Linked DNA regions of Homo sapiens: region 1 is linked to region 2. A link is a loop called in an ENCODE intact Hi-C map of the cell type or tissue named here. Cell type or tissue: Caco-2. All regions are shown on one strand. Each heading gives the region's core, and the rest is flanking DNA. Links, peaks and the distances in the headings are about the cores only.

The links. Peaks named below come from ENCODE experiments on the same cell type or tissue, not always from the same donor. Only the 100,000 strongest peaks of a DNase experiment are listed, where the experiment ranks them.
Region 1: it touches region 2 in a loop (19-fold over the local background); 1 of 110 quality-filtered maps calls a loop at or near these places.

Annotation. Positions count from the first base shown.
Region 1 is chrX:31,540,554-31,547,627 of GRCh38, forward strand. The region is part of intron 55 of DMD (dystrophin); the gene reads right to left. Among named protein-coding and RNA genes, the nearest start is that of FTHL17, 470 kb to the left of the region's middle. In Caco-2, for the core only: no CTCF peak of the experiment used is centred there; a DNase peak (open chromatin) is centred at 3,528.
Region 2 is chrX:31,312,139-31,319,212 of GRCh38, forward strand. The region is part of intron 62 of DMD (dystrophin); the gene reads right to left. Among named protein-coding and RNA genes, the nearest start is that of FTHL17, 240 kb to the left of the region's middle. In Caco-2, for the core only: no CTCF peak of the experiment used is centred there; no DNase peak of the experiment used is centred there.

The DNA of each region.
Region 1 (7,074 bases), core at 2,350-4,849, 230 kb after region 2:
AAAGGAGACGCTCTTGATTAGCCAAGAGACACTGCTGCTCATACACCAACCTATATTTGACTCAGGGTTGGGGAATTGTGAAACAACCTAAATGCAGCACTTTTAGATGAAAATTGCTCTGAGGATTTTCCATTCTGAAAAGTAGAAGGAAACCAAGGAGTTCTTATAATACCAGAAAACTTAGAAGCCCTTAATGCACAATATTACACTGACCTACAAAATGACCTTCGCACAAAGTTAACTTATTAAGAAGCAAGGAAAATAGGTAGAAAGGCATTGTTGGTACAAATAGAAACGCTGCTAAAATGCCGAGTCTGGAAAATTTGAAAAAGATCTTAATTTCCAAAACTGTTTCTGCTCAGAAAGAAGTAAGAGGAATATCATTTGGTGATATAAAACTTGGCCCTTTTGAGAGTGTGGGAGAAAATGGGTGGAGAACTATTGATTCTGACATAATCACTGCAAATTTTCTACACTGTCATTGATTAATTTCTTCAATAAACATCGATTTAGGATCTACTGTGTTCTAGGGCTGTGCTGCTCTGTCTAACACAGGAGCCACTGGCTGTAGGTAGCTACCGAGCAATTGAAATCAGGCTAGTGAGACGGAGAGACTGAAGTTTAACAAATTTTTATTCCATTTTATTAAATTTAAATATAAATTTAAAAATTGACTCTTGGTTCAGTTATTGAAAAACTTTTGTGTATGTTTGGAACAACTTAGGAATGTGAATCTTCTTTTTTCAACTATAAAGTTTATGAAATGTAAATAGAGACCAAATATTTTCTTTTTTTTTTATTATACTTTAAGTTCTAGGGCACATGTGCACAACGTGCGGGTTTGTTACATATGTATACATGTGCCATGTTGGTGTGCTGCACCCATTAACTCGTCATTTACATTAGGTATATCTCCTAACGCTATCCCTCCCCCCTCCCCCCACCCCACGACAGGCCCTGGTGTGTGATGTTCCCCACCCTGTGTCCAAGTGTTCTCATTGCTCAATTCCCGCCTGTGAGTAAGAACATGTGGTGTTTGGTTTTCTGTCCTTGTGATAGTTTGCTCAGAATGATGGTTTCCAGCTTCATCCACGTCCCTACAAAGGACTTGAACTCATCCTCTTTATGGCTGCATAGTATTCCATGATATATATGTGCCACATTTTCTTAATCCGGTCTATCATTGATGGACATTTGGGTTGGTTCCAAGTCTTTGCTACTGTAAATAGTGCCGCAATAAACATACGTGTGCAGGTGAGACCAAATATTTTCAATGAAAATACGGTGTCCAAATTGAGATGGGATGCAATTGAAAGACACATGCCAGATTTCAAAGACTTAGAATGGAAAAAGCAAATTTTATTAATACTTTTTATTGATTACATATTGAAATAATAATATGTTGGATATATCAGGGTCAATAAAATATTAGTTTCACTTCTACTTTTAAAGAACGTGGCTACTAGAATACTTAAGATTACATAGGTGGCTCTCATTTCTATGGGACAACACTGTTCTGGACATTGTGCTGGCATTGGGAACATAAAACTAAACATTCCCTTAAGGATTTTACGGAATGGTGGTACATTTACTGCTATAGCAGAGAGATATAGAGGAATGCAAAGGACGCTATGGGGACATAGATGAGTAGCAATTAAATTAGGCTGATGTCAACCATGGCTACCTAAAATAAGGCATGCTTAAATTGATCCTTAAAGTTTGAGTGGAAGTTAGATGAAGAAAGACGAAGGGTATTCCAGGAAGACGGAATGGCATGTACGATAACATTGGGAGAAGTAGTACAATACAGTGATTAAGAATCTAGAACCTCTACCCTTTGAGTCATATGCACTCAAGCTGTACCACTTACTATCTGTGAGATCATATGTAAATTACTTATCTGTATCTCTTTCCTTCTCTGTGAAATAGGGATACTACTACTGTCAACCTTATAAAGTTATCGTAAGAAATGCATGAGTTAATATACTGCTCAGAACTGTGTCTGGTCCACATTGTATTTCCTGCTATTATTGTGAATTAGAAAATACTCCCACAGGTTGGAGTAAAGGGAATACTGTCTGTGAAAGTGTCAGGGAAGATGGGGCTACAGAGGTGACCAGGCATCATGCATTCACCAGAGCAGTTTGACCTTTTATCCTTCAAGCTGTGAGAGGATTAGTCACATCTTGAAAACATATTCCAGGCATAAGAGTAGCAGAGCATTTAGATGGATCTAAGGCAATAGATAAGAGATAAGAGGCCAATGCAGCAAGCTAGTTGAGCAGTGCTGCGGGGCCACTGCGAATAGAGGGCAGGGCATGAATAAGGTGGATATGGTTGCTAAATGCTCTTGAAACCTTTCTCTGCTTCTTTTTAGGTATCTAGCTAGACTTCATTTTCCAGCCCCTCTGCTGTTACATGTGGCCACAGGGCAGAGTTCTAGCCAGTAGAAGGTTGAGTCAAAGGACATGGGACGCCTCCGTGTGCAGTCCTCTAGCTCATTCCCCTTTGGGCTGGCTGAATATCTTCAGGAGGGCAACCTCGGCAATTGGCTATTGCAGATGGAAGACCCTTGCTGGCCTGTTTTTTTTTTAATTTATTTTTTATTTTTTATTTTTATTTTATTTTATTTTTTTTAGATAGAGTCTTGCTCTGTCGCCAGGCTGGAGTGCAGTGGCATGATCTTGTCTCACTGCAACCTCCGCCTCCCGGCTTCAAGTGATTCTCCTGCTTCAGCCTCCCAAGTAGCTGGGATTACAGGTGCCCACCACCACTCCTAGCTATTTTTTGTATTTTTAGTAGAGATGGGGTTTCATCATGTTGGCCAGGATGGTCTCGAGCTCCTGACCTCAGGTGATCCGCCCACCTTGGCCTCCCAAAGTGCTGGGATTACAGGTGTGAGCCACTGCACCTGGCCTGGCCTGTATTCTTGAATAATTATGTGGGTGTCACCCCTCCCTTCCCACACACACATCCAACACCAACTAACATGAATTCACCTTAGACTGTTTACATGAGAAAGAAATACATTTCTATTTTGTTTAAGTCATTTTAATAGTCCATTTGGTGGATGTTTAATATATTATAGCTGTTAGCCTATCTTAGCTATTATAGATATGAAACATACTTAAAGAGCTAAAAGCATTTTTACGAGGAAAAAAAGACTTGATGACAGATAAGATATGAGAGTGATGAAGAAAGTTGTCACTAAATTCTTTGAGTAGCAGGGCCTCAAGTGTTATCTTGAGTGCAAATATAAACAGTGAACCGATAAGTATGTTCTTGGTGAACTCGCCAAAGTAAATTTTCAGCCAGCAATGAACAACAGTAAGAAGTAGGAATTTGGTGAGGTTAAAGAAATCAGGTATCTTCCTCAATTCAGCAGAAAAGAGGTCAAGTTTCAAAAGACATTGGGAAGTGTGGGTGACCCTCAAGAATTTAGATAAGAAGAGGAAAACTGTCAGAGTCATTTGGTTAAGGTATTGATAAGATTCAAGCTATGCGGCTGGGTGCGGTGGCTCAGCACTTTGGGAGGCCGAAGTGGGCGGACCACGAGGTCAGGAGTTCAAGACCAGTCCGGCTAACATGGTGAAACCCCATCTCTACTAAAGATACAAAAAATTTGCCAGGCATGGTGGCATGTGCCTGTAATCCCAGTTACTCGGGAGGCTGAGGCAGGAGAATCACTTGAACTTGGGAGGTGGAGGTTGTAGTGAGCCGAGATTGTGCCATTGCACTCCAGCCTGGGTTACAGGGTGAGACTCCGTCTCAAAAAAAAAAAAAAAAAAGGATTCAAGTTACGCTACTCCAAAATCCACAATATGGCAGCTTGGTATTTGAGAAGACAGCAGAAGCAGGATGGTCACTCTCACCTTCCCCTTCCCCCTTCTCCCCTGAAGCAGGTCATGAGACTATCATACCAGAGGTGCCCTTACTATACTGGAAGGAAAGGAAAATTTTTACCTCTGAAAACACAGGGACACAGGAGGTTCTGCAGAAACAGGCCTTGCTGTGGTCACCCCAGTTTATTACCATTCCCCTTTGTCCAGTCATACTGGACATCTACTTTTCCTCAAATCAGAGCATAAAAATACACACTTTTCCCTGATTCTTTGGGTCATTTCTGAAGGCTCCTGTGTCATGTGAAACTTATATTAAATAAATTCGCATGCTTTTATGTTGTTGATTTGTCCTTCATTATAGGTGCCTCAGCCATGAACCTAGCGATGGGTGAGAAAAGAGATCTTTTCTCCCCTGTAAGAGTCAAGTAGATTCTAAAATTCTAAACAAGCAGGTTTCGGGTTCTCAGAAAACAGGGGGTTGACAAGAATGGTTCTGACATAGCCCAAACTGTGAAAACTGAATTATGATTCCAAGGCAATAGCATTTAATACTCATGCTTGTTGAATAGGCAAGGGCTTCCAGAAGGAAGATCAGAGCCTGGTCTTTTCATCTCTGGAAACCTAGATGTGGTTTACTCTTAGAATGAAAAAGGGCTAAGTCTTCCTGGGGCTCTAAGGACTCTCCCTGTGTTGAATAGAAAAAGGGATAAACCTTCAACTGGGTTTGTAAAATATCGTTGTTCCATGGAATCAAATTCAAGACCAAGGTCAAAAGTGATGGTCACATCTTGCTTTCTCTGACCCTACCCAGGATCAGAACCAGAGCCTTCAGCTGGCAGCCCATTCCTTCTGCTGCTGAAACCAATCCTCACCAGCCAGGCAATTCAGCAGAAGCTCACTCAGGGACAGCATGGAAGAGGCGTGAGATGAATATCGCTGCTGCCATTCTGTTAACCGGTGTGAGCTCTAGACTTCATCATGATTACTATATTTCCTTCTGCCTTCTGGGATTCCTTCTGACACTTGTTTCAGTTTAAGAACCATGTTTCTTTCTCAAATCATTTTCCTTATGCTGTTTCTTCACAGGAATGATACACTTTTCTCATCATAATTTTTGAAAATATGTTGCAAAAAAATACTGTGTGCTATCTGCAGTGATTATTCTTTCCTTTGCCTTAAAAAGAAAGTATTCTAGGGAAAGGATGGAAAACACCACAGAAGTTGTGAGAATGGGCATTTGTGATTTCTAACAAGGATTTGTCAGCCTTTGACTGCTCTGGACTTTACCAGCCACAGTTGCTGAAGACATGCAGGGTGAAAGATCAGCCCTTACAGCTCTAAATCAATGAACTCCTTAAACCTGCCCCCAAATGTATCAGGAGCTGGACCCTCCACTAGCAGGCAGGGTCTGAGATTTCCTTGAGCACTCACTATGTGCGAGTTACTGTCCTAAATAAGTCCAGTGTAGTAATTCACTTCATTCTAATAACAACCCTATGAGGTCATTAATCTTCACTGCGGATACAAAGAAACTGAGGTATATAGAGGTGACTCAGCTAGAATGTGGCAGTCAAGTTACAGGAAATTTATACCATTCTTTACAACTGCCTTTCCTGAAGTAATGGCTGTGTATAATATTGTTAAGATTGGGTCGACAAAAATCAACCAGTCAAATATTAGAAGCCCAAGCCCCGCCAACAGATGGATTCCTGTATTAGATGATTTTCCCGAGTCTTCTAACGACAAAAACAGCAATGGCAGCAGCATTATCTGCAAATATTTATGAGTACTTAATTGTGTTGTGCCACATACCATATTAAGTGGTTTCCATGTGTTAAATCAATGTAATCCCAGTATCCAGTGGGCGTCAGCAGAGCTGCCTTGAGCTGCAACCTCTTTCATTAGCAACCAGCTTAGATCCCTTAGTCATTTTGGCTGGGCTACTCTGGTGGTGATTCATACCCCAGGGCCTTGCCTGAGCTGAAGCTAGAACGTGGCTTTGCACCCTGGAAACCTGCCTATATTTTGCCAGTTTTCTCCCCTTAAGGAACTGAAACCTAGCTGGTACCTAAGAATTGCTTCTTTCTAAATAAAGCCTACTATGGCCACACCACCTTCCCAAACTAAGGTGCTGACCGATGCTCTCCTCTCCTTCTACCAGATTCCAACCTTTAGTTATTCATATTTTAGTCATTTCACTTAACTTTACAACTTCCTCTTGCCCACTGATTTTGGAATAGCTGGTTTCCTTTCTTGAAGACTTGAATACCAATTACCAGGGCAGCCCTCTAGCCTCCTGTCTCCAGCAGTTAGCTGCTACAGACATTATGCTTCTTGTCAGAGGCAATGTGGGTCATGCTTTACCTCTAAACAGAATAGCCCCCTATCTATGACATAGAATAGGAAATGCCTGCAGGCAGGGATCTGGTCTTATTAATCTTCATATCTCTAACACTCTTTCTGTTCTTAGCACATAGACTATTCTTAATACGTGAATGAATGAAGGAATGAAGAATGAATGAACGGCTATTGAAAGATATCAATCTTCATTTTCCTTTCCCACTGTTAAAAATCAAAGCGATAACTCAAATTTCCAATTAGAATGAAACATACCAGTTCTAGTTGGTATTCTGACAGAAAAAATTATACTGCAGGTTATATTTTTACACTAAAATTTTCCATCACGTAACTGGAATTAATTTATTCCAAGATAGTAGAAATGTATTGGTGCAGTATGAAATGAAGGGGATTTAAATAACATAATAAAAAGAAGAACATTACAATCTGTTTAACATAACCTAACCCTGGGAAGATTAATAGCTTTCAATTCATACAAAGACTGAAGTCTACAATTTCATATACACATGGTCTTATTAAAAATGAAAGCTGGTTATAATGAAATGCTAGCACCACGCTAAGATTGGCATGGTGTATGAAATAGACAAACTAACAGTGTGGCAATAGTTGGAGGTGGAATTTCATAGGATAACTTTTTAGTTCCAAAATGGTCAAATCACACAATGGCTGGAGATATAATTAAGAATTAGGCTCTAAAAACAAATTCTGAAACAGAAGGTAATTAATATATCTTCGGGGAAAGCTGGATTTTTAATGAATCAGACATGACCGCAGAGAAAGGCTCGATGTTGCCCTGTACTCTCTTAGTCTGGTTAGCTAAAACCACCCCACACTAGGGACCTCCTAGTGCATGGGGTTAAATTTCACATTTGTG
Region 2 (7,074 bases), core at 2,905-5,404:
CAAAAGAAACTATCATCAAAGTGAATAGGCAACCTACAGAATGGGAAAACATTTTTTCAATCTACCCATCTGACAAAGGTCTAATATCCAGAATTTACAAGGAACTTAAACATATTCACAAGAAAAAGACAAACAACCCTATCAAAAAGTGGGCAAAGGATATGAACAGACACTTCTCAAAAGAAGACATTTACATGGCCAACAAACATATGAAAAAAAGCTCAACATCACTGATCATCAGAGAAATGCAAATGAAAACCACAATGAGATACCATCTCACACCAGTCAGAATGGTGATTATTAAAAAGTCAGGAAACAACAGATGCTGGCTAGGCTGTGGAGAAATGGGAACGCTTTTGAACTGTTGATGGGAATGTAAATTAGTTCAACCATTGTGGAAAACAGTATGGCAATTCCTCAAGGATCTAGAACCAGAAATACCATTTGGCCCAGCCATCCCATTACTGGGTATACACCCAAAGGAATATAAATCATTCTACTATAAAGACACATGCATATGTATGTTTATTGCAGCACTATTTACAATAGCAAAGACATGGAACCAACCCAAATGCCCATCAATGATAGACTGGATAAAGAAAATGTGGTACATATAAACCATGGAATACTACGCAGCCATAAAAAGGAATGAGATCACGTCCTTTGCAGGGACATGAAACTGGAAGCCATCATCCTCAGCAAACTAACACAGGAACAGAAAACCAAACGCTGCATGTTCTCACTCACAAGTGAGAGTTGAACATTAAGAACACATGGACACAGAGAGGGAAACAATGCACACCAGGGCCTGTTGGGGTTTGGGGGTTGAAGGGAGGGAACTTAGACGATGGGTCATTAGGTGCAGCAGACCACCATGGCATACATATACCTATGTAACAAACCTGCACGTTCTGCACATGTATCTCGGTTTTTTGGTGTGTTTTTTTTTTTTAGAAGAAAAAAAGAAAAAAGAAGGGGGGAGATCTCATTTTAATTGATTTAGACCAGAATCAAACATTTTAAAAATTAAAAAAAAAAAAAAGAAATACTTTGTTTTCTCAGCCTGCAGGGAGGTAGAAGAGTGCTTACATCAGGGCTGGCCAAGTTTTTGTTTCATTTTGTTTTTTGTTCCCCTTTATTGCCCAAAGCAGCAAAGAGTAACTTAGGTCTCTGCAACTTGATTGCGAAGATACGCCAAGGAAAATCCACCTAACAGTGCAGGGAAGGACTACTAGAGTAGTTTTGGTGATGCCCAAGATGGCAGCCTCACAGTGGTGGATTGGCCACATTTGGTTATACAAATGGCCAGTTTTCAATCAAAAACATTAGAAAGTTGAAACAGCTAGAAGCAATAGCTGAGATGATGATGATTATTTTATTTGATTTATTTATTTTTATTCGTATAAATTTCTGAGGTACAAGTGCAGTTTTGTTACAGGGATGTATTGCATAGTGGTGAACCTGGGCTTTTAGTGTATCCATCACCAAAGTAGTGCACCTTGTACCCATTAAGTAATGTCTCATTATCCACCCCTCACCCAGCATTCTGCCCTTCTGAATCTCCAATGTCTATCCTTCTTATCATGATGATTTTAAGTATCAATTCTCCCCCCTCCCCTTTATTAGAATGACTTGGATAAGCCTCCAACTTTTTTGAATCTCAGCTGTTTCTTCCTTTTTTTTTTTTTTAACTTTTATTTATTTATTTATTTTGAGATGGGGTCTCACTCTGTCACCCAGGCTGGAGTGCAGTGGTGTGATCTCGGCTCACTGCAACCTCCGCCTCCCTGGTTCAAGGGATTCCCCTGCCCCAGCCTCCTGAGTAGCTGGGACCACAGGTGCATGCCACTACATTCAGCTACTGTTTTGTATCTTTGGTAGAGATGGGGTTTCGCCATGTTGCCCAGGCTGGTCTTGAACTGCTGAGCTCAAGTGATCCACCCACCTTGGCCTGCCAAAGTGCTGGGATTACAGGCATGAGCCACCACGCCCGACTGATAGCCGTTTTTTTCTTTATTGGATAATAAGTGGAGTGTTACAAGGATTAAATGGGAAGATACAGATGAAACACTTTGTCATTTAGCACATAGTAGGCACACATTAAACTTTGCTTTTCTTCCTGTCTAGCAGATTACATGGACTTATCTATGAGACACACTGTTTACAGAAAACTCATGAACAAGAAATAGTGACCAAAAGGAAAGAAAACAACAAAACGATTCCTTCTAAAGCAACAAAGAAGCAAGTTAAAAATTACACATTGCACTGACCATCTGACATGCAATGGCTTTGGGGACCAAGATGGATGTGGATAAGCTGAGAAAGAAAAACAGAAAAAAGCAGTTGAGAGTTTCAGGAAGAGCAGCGAGGCTTTTCAGTTTCATCCCCCCAGGAGTTAATGGTATCACAGAAAACGTGATCATTTGCCGAATGCCGACAGTGAGCTAAGTCTCATCTAGGACCTGCTCTTAGAAGCTTTCCAGAGTCAATATCCAGAGATACTGTTTTTCTATCTTGTACAACGGTTTAAAAAATTTGCAACGTGACAGCACTGATTTATACAATGCACTCACAGTCTATTTCTTTAAAAAAGAATACATACACAGAGAGAGAGAGAGAGAGAGAGAGAGAGAGAGAGAGAGTGTTTTACCGTGTTAACATTTTTCCTGAAGAAAGTATTTAATACCCTCTCCCTACCCCCTACTCCCCCACCCTATCCCCTGGAAGGAAGGAGGGGAAGACTGAATGGGATTTGGAGTTTTCCCACTGAGAAAGGGGCATTTTCTGCAACCAGGTCAGTGTTCAAAGGACTAATGCTCTAAGGAAATTATCCCAAAGAAGAGAGAGGCAGTTCAGGGTTATTAAGTTATTTTAAAACATTGCCTGGGCTGTTGCTGCTGACCTTTGTGAAGGGAACAGGATGCTGCTTCCCAGGGGAACAGAATAAGAAGCAATTAGAGAAGCCTAGGAGAGGCCCGGGAATGTTTGGGAATTCACACATACCCCAAATTACGTGGGAACGCTAAGAATGAAAATAAACTAACTTTGATTAGGGACATATTTGGGTTCTAGAAAATATTCTAAAAATGCAGCTCACACTGGGGCTATATCTCTATGAGTGTTTTCCTAAAAACCTGAACACTCAGTATCTAATAGAGGTCAATAAGACTTCAATCCAGTTTCAGAGGAGAAAAGGAAAGCCAATTAACATTTCTTAAGCAATATTCCTTATGTGTCATAAAGTAGAATGGGTGTCACGTTAAGCAAATGGCTCAAACGAACAGAGTTGGGATATGATACAGTTGTTTCAAATGCAGATTTATTTGATGTGACTACTGGTTTTTTTCTAACACGTGATTATGTAAGAAAGTGCATGTTTAAGAAAGTTAGAAAAAGAAAATGGGGAAATAGCTGAAATAATTTACTCCTCTTCTTTTGGATAAACCAACTTGAATATGTTCTATGCTCATTCTCACATTTCCAAAAGTGCCACGAATGAGGCAGGGAATGCTATACCATGTGTATTATAATACAGGATTATTTTCCCCATACACACATTAAATTTTAGCTGCCACATGTATAGGTGTATGTATATATGTTGCCACCTTTCCACATGACATATGCCATATAGAATGTTACAACATTTTTCTGTAAAATAAAAATGTATCATTGATGACATTCTGTTAAGACTCAGTGGCTACTATATCCTGGCCCAAAAAGTAGGTCCTGTCCACAATGCTCAGTGAAAAACAGTAGTTGATCAATTTAAAGCTCTATTGACCACTAGAAAACCAGAAGAAGCCTCATGAATGATATTTAGGAAAAACAGACTCTAGTTCTACTGAAACAAAGCTAGAGCTGAGAGTGGTCCCAGGCATTATCTAGTTCAACCTTCTCATTGAGGTTGAGCTAAGTTATACTCCTTATCATATTGTTAGATTAAGATAGAACGGAATCTAGAACTCATGTTTTGGTATGTACCATTCATACATCCATGCCAAGGACTGTCCCTTAAGCACCAAACTGTAGGAGCTATGAGAAACTCTATCAAACACTCGGCATGCTTCCTAACACTAAAGTTCATGTCTAGAGGGCATGAGAGATGGATTTGAGTGGTAAATCTAAATTGACACACAAATACTACAAGATTGTTTTGAAGGTGAAATGAGTCAGCAAACTGAAAAGCACATAGAATTACTGACATATGTTCATGAATTCATTCCAATATTTACCAAGTACCTGTTATCTGTGAGGCACTATGCTAGAAAAAGAGATAACAACAGCTATCCTCCTGGAGTCTGTTATTTCAGTCAAGGTGATACAAATCAGCTTATGAAACTACAAAAAAGGATGTGAGGGTTTTTTTCATGAACCTATGAGACACAGATGATATCAACATCTACATCTCCCAACAAGATCTATAAAACCAAAACCAGACTCAGCACTCTGCACAACACTATGGCACCCCTTTCACTCTCTTTCAGTTAATATCTTAACCTGAATTGTTTTCATGATTATATCATCAATAATGTATTACCAACTATTCCTTCATTGTGGTTCCAGAGCTTACTGAGACTCAGGTAACGTGACCTTTGAAACCATCAAATGGCAGAGGAGAAAACACAGCAGAGAAGATTGACCTCTGGGTTATCTTTGTGTACTAAAGCCTTTTGAAAAGTCAGAGCATCAGGCTTTTGGCAGTGATTTCAAAAATTTAATTACCCCGAATCATTCACCAGCATCCTCAAAGACTGACAGATCAAATTAGACAGCTGATTCTCTGTTGCATCCACTTCTTATCATCAATAGTGCTAAATAGTTAAGTGAAACATTTAATATTATTTGTCCTTTCTATCCCGATAAGATTGATGGTGCAATAAGAATCCTCAAGGGCAATATGAAGATTCATTTTCACTTCTCTGGAAAATGATCACAAACAATTTCTATTTCGAAGTCAACATTCACAAAATCAGAAAATGTTAGTACTGGAAATGACCTATGATATCATGTCATTCTGCTTCCTTAAATGACAGAGGGAGAAACTGAGGCCCACAGAAAATAAGCAATTTCCCATTGGTCAAGTATTAATAGCTAGGTGACAGTAAAGCTGGAACTAGAATTCAAGTCTTGCGATGCCTAGCCTATTTAAAATTTCCCCTATTTAATGTTGTCTTAGCTGCTAAAAGGTATATTTTGAAGAAAAATATACATAAGAAGGATCTTACCAGAAATAGCACAAAATTATATACTACATGATGTGTTCACATTGTATGAAAGATTATGACAAAATTCAACTGATTTTCAAACCCAATGTCAGAAGACTTGTATCATTCTTAGAAGAGTGAGGTGTCTGGAATAAGAAATGAGGAAATTTTTTTTTTTTTTTTTTTTTGAGGCAGAGTCTTGCTCTGTCACCCAGGCTGGAGTGCAGTGGCGCGATCTCGTCCACTGCATGCTCCGCTTCCCGGGTTTACGCCATTCTCCTGCCTCAGCCTCCCAAGTAGCTGGGACTACAGGCGCCCGCCACCACGCCCAGCTAATTTTTTGTATTTTTAGTAGAGACGGGGTTTCACCATGTTAGCCAGGATGGTCTCCATCTCCTGACCTCGTGATCTGCCTGCCTCAGCCTCCCAAAGTGCTGGGATTACAGGCGTGAGCCACCGCACCCGGCCTGAGGAAATGTTTTCTATGTTGATATCATACTCCAGTTTCTTTATAATAAGAGCCCATCTCATTGTCAGAAGACGTGTCTACTGCAAACCAGCCAACACAGGGATATTTAACACGTTGATTGCTGTTAAGGCTAAGATGTAGTTAGGCACTGCTCCCTCTGTATATAAATACAGGTACTGAAATAGCAATCAATATTATGAAGGAAGAAATCAACCAACCAAAACTTGAATTGGAGCAATGCCTGGTACCAACAGGGGCTAGAACAAGAATGAGAGCAAGATATGCTTTAAGCATGGGACATATTTGGAATCCGAAAAAATTGCCATGAAAGTAGTAATAGAGGCAATACAGTAGGGGGCAGGGGAAGGTGGTGTCAAGATTCAGATGCTACTGGAGTTAGGGGAACACTGGTACTAAAAACCAGACCAAGATCCGTGAGTTCAAACCAGAATGTAGACCAACAGGATACAGAGAGCCACATATACCAAAAGGTAAATCTAGACAGATGGCCACAGTTCCAGGCAGAGAGTCAAATACTCGTACAAATAGAGCTATAGGAATGGTAGGCCATAAGAAGACAGGACAGTCAGAACCCAAATCAGCAATTTTGTCAGCACAAACAGCAACAGTAACAAGAAATGTTGACTGAAGCAACTGTTAACTTCATCCAATAAGGTTTTATATCGCATTTTGCTAAGCAGGAAGCAGCAGAAAGTTGTGAGCAAAACTCAGATGCAATAAATGGTTGTGGAAACATGCCTGAGATTGAGAGTGAAGAGAAGGGTCGATCAAGGTCATCAGGCAACATATACAGCAATGTATATACAACATTCAAAATTACCAGCAGGAAAAGATAAACACTCCTTTGGACATGAGTTGCTTCTTGAGCATTGCATGTAAAAAAAGCTGAGCAGTTAGCAAGTTCCCAAGAACCCCATCTTTCACTCTTCTGTGAAGGGCTTCAGAGATATTTCGAAAGGGAACCTGATGAAATGCATTACTGCTGATGGAGTCAGCAGGTTTACTCCTGAGTTTCATTAGTGAATTCTTCCCAATATTTAGCAACCACAGCGTCTTTGAAGGAGGAAAGGACCAGCTTGTCTAAAAATCAAATCCTTCCTAAGGGACAGCTGGCAGAAATATAAGGTCAAACACTTTTGCTGGTATTACAGAAAAGTAGCAGAAAACCAACCTTCGGCTAGAACTAATATATGCAGAAGAGGTTATGACCTCAATTGATCTCTCCATTTCTGCACCAATGGGAGACAGCAAATAACATTTACTTTCTTCATGAGTGAGTGGAAACTAGAGACAATGCTAACAAATTTCATAACCAATATTTGGGCCACCCTAGTCACGACATCCCAAAGAAGATATAACAGAGCTGGAAAAGATCCAGGG